Linked DNA regions of Homo sapiens: region 1 is linked to region 2. Evidence: read pairs that join two places in POLR2A ChIA-PET (ENCODE). Cell type or tissue: A673. All regions are shown on one strand. Each heading gives the region's core, and the rest is flanking DNA. Links, peaks and the distances in the headings are about the cores only. Region 1 overlaps MLLT10 (MLLT10 histone lysine methyltransferase DOT1L cofactor). Region 2 overlaps MLLT10 (MLLT10 histone lysine methyltransferase DOT1L cofactor).

What was found. ChIA-PET counts read pairs that join two places held together with the same protein. Peaks named below come from ENCODE experiments on the same cell type or tissue, not always from the same donor. Only the 100,000 strongest peaks of a DNase experiment are listed, where the experiment ranks them.
Region 1: POLR2A ChIA-PET joins it to region 2 with 11 read pairs; 5 of 35 experiments call an interaction of 5 or more read pairs at or near these places.

Annotation. Positions count from the first base shown.
Region 1 is chr10:21,687,434-21,690,354 of GRCh38, reverse strand. All of the region lies in intron 13 of MLLT10 (MLLT10 histone lysine methyltransferase DOT1L cofactor), which reads right to left. Among named protein-coding and RNA genes, the nearest start is that of MLLT10, 150 kb to the right of the region's middle. In A673, for the core only: no CTCF peak of the experiment used is centred there; no DNase peak of the experiment used is centred there; H3K27ac peaks cover 944 bases.
Region 2 is chr10:21,635,194-21,638,114 of GRCh38, reverse strand. The region is part of intron 8 of MLLT10 (MLLT10 histone lysine methyltransferase DOT1L cofactor); the gene reads right to left. Among named protein-coding and RNA genes, the nearest start is that of MLLT10, 100 kb to the right of the region's middle. In A673, for the core only: no CTCF peak of the experiment used is centred there; no DNase peak of the experiment used is centred there.

The sequences.
Region 1 (2,921 bases), core at 126-2,625, 52 kb before region 2:
TTTGGTTTGGTGGGGGGTTTTCTGACAGTGAATGTTTCCACAGTGATTCTCTGTCTTCCTTCAAACTTAATTTTTCTACATGTTCACTTGATCTCTTCCCATCTGCTCCAGATTCTTGATCTATGAAATATCACTCCTTGAATCTTAATCCTTAATCTCCTTTCTACCTATTAAGACTTCACTATTTTAAAATAAACCTGATTCAACCTCTTTCTGTCTTCTCTACCCACATTTTTCAGCCTATACTAGTCTCAGAGTTTCAGTTACTACCCCCTAAGTGGCCTAGTTTCAATTCTCTTTGGTGCCCAAGCTCTATTTAATTCTGTGCTAAACATCTCTACCTAAATATTGTGTTAGTAAATGAATACCCATCCTTTCCAGCTACTGTCATTACCAGTTCTTCTTGGGTAATACACATCTCATCAGTTTGACTTCCAGGATCCTCATTCAGGCCATCAATAAATTTGGTTAGATTGTAACAAAAAACTATTGGGTTACTCTGTTTCAGCATTAGCTCTTTTCCATCTTTTTACATGCTACCCACCAGTTGAAACTTCCTAAAGTACAGGTTTGATTATCTTTTTTCCAACTCAACACCAACTGCTTTCAACTCCTTGGACTAATAGCTAATGTTGTTATTTTTCATATCAAATATCAGTATCTTGGAGGTAAAACATGCCAAGAAAAAAAAAATATATATATATATATATATAAATGTGTGTGTGTGTGTGTGTGTATATATATATATATATAAAACACACACGCTATATATATATATATATATATATACATATATATATATATATATTACTTTACACAGCCTGTGTATTCTCATTCTATGCCATTGCTCATGCTAACTGTACATACCTCAGACTAAGAATCTAGCTCTGATCCCTGTATCTCCAAATAACAAAATTTTACATATTCTTTAAGTATCAGGTCAAACGTTACATTATCTGAATAGCTCATTCCTTCAGCTGAAAGCAATTTTCCCTGGCCTTGAACTCCTACTGACCATTAAAGAAGTTGTAAGTACATCCCTTGAAATTATTACATATATGTATTTCTCTTCCTTTTAGAGTGTATGTTCTCAAAGGGAGGACTCATGTGCCGCATCATTTATCTTTTGCAGTATACTTATTTCCCCAAAGCAACTAACCAGGACCTTACATATAGACATAAAGAAAGAACCTAATATATTCTTGTCAAATGATAAAAAGCTAAGACAGTCTCAAGAAGGAAAGTGCCATATTGAAGATACTCACAGCCTATAAAATTAGCTTTATCAGCATGTTAAAAATGAGGTTTGTAGGGGAGGGAAATGAGTGGATGCATACTTCAAGTGGTTAACAGTAGTGGATTTCACTCTGTAGTTCAGAATACACATGTTCTCTCTGAACTGATCCAGAGTATTTGAGATATATGTTAAAAGAATCAGAGAGTTATCATGATTATAAAACATGAAATATGTTCTCATATTCTTCCTGATCTCAGTGTGAGAAGGGACACAGGTGTACAAAGTGGTCTTCACAAAATCAGACCTAGGAGCCTAGGCCCTTACAAGTAAACAGTTTCAGGAATTCTAAGATCTACCTACCAAGTCTGAAGCAATATGACAAATCCAAATAACTACAACAATAAGAACATATAGTTCATCCCACCTACCACCCAAGGTTATAGATAATTCCTTTCAGGCATCATTTTTTTTTTATGAGTACATACTGCTAACACTGGTTTGTATGGGAAGGTTTCCAAGCTACAATAGGATTAATTTAACACTATTATGTTTAGAACCATGCTGGAGTTTGGTACATACCTATGAATTTAAGTTCTTGCTTTGTTAGTGTAGAACTGTCACCTCTGTCTAAAGAAAAGACACACTTTAATTTCAGATTTTTAATCACCACTTCCTAAAAACCACCATGACAGACAAGTTGAAAAACTGAAGATATTATGATGGGGTGCAGTGTGGGGGTGGATCATCAGGGTTAAAATCCCCATGAAACCTATGTAAATTTAAAAAATTGCAGTGCTCTAAATAAAGAGAGTAGTAATGGCATTACCAGTTAATTTAAAAGTAATTATTACACAACTCATTCCCATTTGTACTGCTTCCCTCACTCAGTTGGAACTTTTCAGCTTCCACCCCTCTTGCAGTTTCAATGAAAGAGTGTAGATTCATTTTCCATTATAAAAGTTAACATGGATACTGGAAACTACTTTTTCTCCCCAGTGGTGGACTCACCAGCCAAATGTGAAAACTACTTTTTCTCCCCAGTGGGGGACTCACCAGCCAAATGTGTTTATCCCTTAAGAGTCTTTGAAGCCTATCTTCAAGGAACCAAGAGCAACAAAATAGCCTGGATACTTTGAAATGGAAAAAGTCTTACCTATAAGTACATGTCTTATACTACCTTATTATAAAGGCTGTGTTAAATTAGTCAAATTCTTTCCTACACAGGCATAATCACAACCCTGCCCATAAGATTTCATACTATTTCATCATGTGTTCTGTCTCCCACAAACTCATCATAGCTCCTTACCATTTCTCTGATTCAAGACAGCAATTCTAAGGTCTAGGTTTACTAACGGTCAGGTGCCTTTCTCTAGAATTTCATTTCAACCCCCTAAACCAATGTGCTTTGCAGCTCTTTACTACGCCCAAGGCCTAGTTCCCTTCCCCTTTTTTTAACCTAATTATCCCTTACCAAGTGATTCACAGTTTGTGTGCATTGAAACAAACTTCGTAGCACTTGTTGTATCCTAGGATGTGACAGTTTACTGTATAAGCATAAAGAACACACTAACTCATAAGAAGAAAAAATGTCTGTTGTGATTAAAAGGAAATTAAATTTAGAATGAGCTAGATTCTCAATCTCCATACTGCTCACAGTGACAACTCATCCCCCATCAGTAATATC
Region 2 (2,921 bases), core at 153-2,652:
CCCCACCAAGAAGAGCAGCACGTAGAAATGCTAATGAGACATGTAAATCACTCTCCAAACCATGTCTCTTTCCTGGGTGGTCCAACAGAAACAGCATAGGATTCCAGAAGGACAAAGGGAAGCCACAGCTTCGATAAAGGACTCAAAGGTACCAGGGGTAGGAAGAGATGCAATATCTCAACACAAAAGCCCTGCAAGGCCAGTGAAAAAAGGCTAGTAAGAGCAGGAAGCTAACAGTGAATTAGCGCCAAGTGAGTTTAGTTATTGCTCTTATAGCCCCAGCTGTTACAGACTAAATCCACTACACACTGATGGTACTTGGTAGGTTGTTCTGGACATTTCTAATGCCTCTTTGCCATAACACTCATACCTAAGGATCAAGATCAGTTTACATCCATGTGTCAAAGCCCTCCAATATGTCTGAAGTGCTTTCCCAGAGGGGTGACCTAAACTCCCTTGCCACTTGCCACAAATAGGTATGTCAGGACTCAGTACCTCTACCCTGTGATTTTCAAAGCTCTCACTATTAGCTGGTAAATTAGAAGCCTCAGTCTCAATAGCTCTGTAATGTTATCTCCTCTGTCAGCACAGTTGGTGGAAACTCCAATAAATTTCAAAGACCTGCTCAACAAGTTTCTGGAAAGTATAGGAACAGATTCACAACGCCAGATTCCTCTGGCAGTCAAGGATGGTGGGGTCTCTTCAGAATCCCACCATCGAAAAACAGGCTGAACACCTTACTGAACTCTTTAAATAACAGGGGCTCTATGACACTCACTTCAACGTTCTGCTTTTCCTTTAAATGTCAGCTATCCTGTAAATATGCATCCTATGAGAGTAGCCCAAAACCCACACACTGTGTTGGAAGCTAGGTAGGAAGCTGAAGCACATTGTCTACCTTTGGAACCCCACAGGCCTCATTATGCTTTTAAGCTACATGTTTCTATGAATTATGATTTTGCCAACTGAATCCTCTGGCAAAAAAGCCTCCACCCACAGGCACCCACTGGAGATTTGGACTTGATGCCCCAATGACATGGCTATTAAGTGCATCCTTTTTGAAAAGGAGCTATTAGCTTGCTACAGAGTTCTTACTGAAACTGAACGCCACACCCACTAAGGCCTTATGAGGAAGGAAGAAAAAAGTAATGATGGCTTTCCATGACTTCAGCAAACATCTCTAACTCCGTTAGTATCTGCTGATTCTGTTCCCTATTCCTAATTGCCTATAAATGTATACACAACTACCATATTATAGTGAATGCAACAAGAATTAGTTAAGTACTCACAAGCTGTCAACAACACTACCTTTCTTCTACTACCTCACACCTGACACTCAGGGTTTAAAAAAAAAAGCTACTAAAAATACAAAAATTAGCCAACGTGGTGGCACACGCCTGTAGTCTCAGCTACTTGGGAAGCTGAGGCAGGAGAATGGCTTGCACCCTGGAGGCAGAGGTTGCAGTGAGCTAAGATCGCACCACTGCACTCCAGCTTGGGCAACAAGAGTGAAACTCCGTCTCAAAAAAAAAAAAGAAAAGAAAAGAAATCATATTAGGCACTATAAAAGAACATTAAAACATAAAAAATATAGATCAGCTTTGAGACATGATACAGTCTGACAATAAGACATATACATATATAAAGACAATATAAAAGTGAAATGAAAATATAAAAAAATCATGGGCCGGTCGCAGTGGCTCAACCCTGTAATCGTAACACTGGTAGGCCAAGGCCAAGGTGGGAGAAGGATAGCTTGAGCCCAGGAGCTCAAGACCAGCCTAAGCAACATAGGGAGACTCCATCTCTACAAAAAATATAAAAACTTAGCCAGGCAGCGGTGGTGCATGCCTATAGTACCAGCTACTCCAGAGGCTGAGGTGGGAGTATTGCTTGAATGCAGGAGGTTGAGGCTGCAGTGAGCCATGATCATGCCACTGCACTGCAGTTTAGGTGACAGAGTGAGACTCTATCTCAAAAACAACAACAACAACAAAACCCATGCAAAAGACAGAGATACAGTATGAGTCTTATAAGTCAAAGGAAGTCTAGCTTCACCAGAAAGGCAAGGCTAGGTTAAGTGCTGAATTTGGGTACAAGAGGAGCAAGAAAAGAGTAAAACGAAGAGAGCTATGATTTGACAGAAGAGGAGTAAACAGAGCAATGTAAAAAAAAAAAAAAAAAAAAAAGGCCAGGTGCAGCGGCTCACGCTTGTAATCCCAGTACTTTGGGGAGCCAAGGCAGGCAGATCACCCAGCTACTCGGGAGGCTGAGGCTGGTGAATCTCTTGAACCCGGGAGGCGGAGGTGGCAGTGAGCTGAGATTGCACCATTGCACTCTAGACTGGGAGACAAGAGTGAAACTACATCTCAAAAAAAAAAACAACAACAAAAAACAGCAAGAGAAAATGGTGGCAGCAACATAGTTTCTCATCCTTTCTGAATCCCAAATATAAAAACAAAGCAAAGAGCCTGTAATCCCAGCACTTTGGGAGGCCAAGGTGAGCAGATCACTTGAGGTCAGGAGTTTGAGACCAGCCTGGCCAACATGATGAAACACAGTCTCTACTAAAACTACAAAAATTAGCCAGGTGACATGGCATGCACCTGTAATCCCAGCTACTGGGGAGGCTAAGAGAATTGCTTGAACCCAGGAGGCAGAGGCTGCAGCGAGCCAACATCATGCCACTGCACTCCAGCCTGGGCAATAAAGTGAAACTCTGTCTCAAAAAAACAAACAAGCAAAGCAAATAGATAATAAAACTAAAAACTCATGGAATAACACAACAAAACCAAGTGTAAAAGCATCACCATCAACCCCAAAATACAAGGAGGTAAGGAAAAGAGTTACAAGGCCCACATGGTAACAGCATTCATGAGGAAGAAGGAAGTGACAAGAAAAGCACTAAATATTTAGTCAAC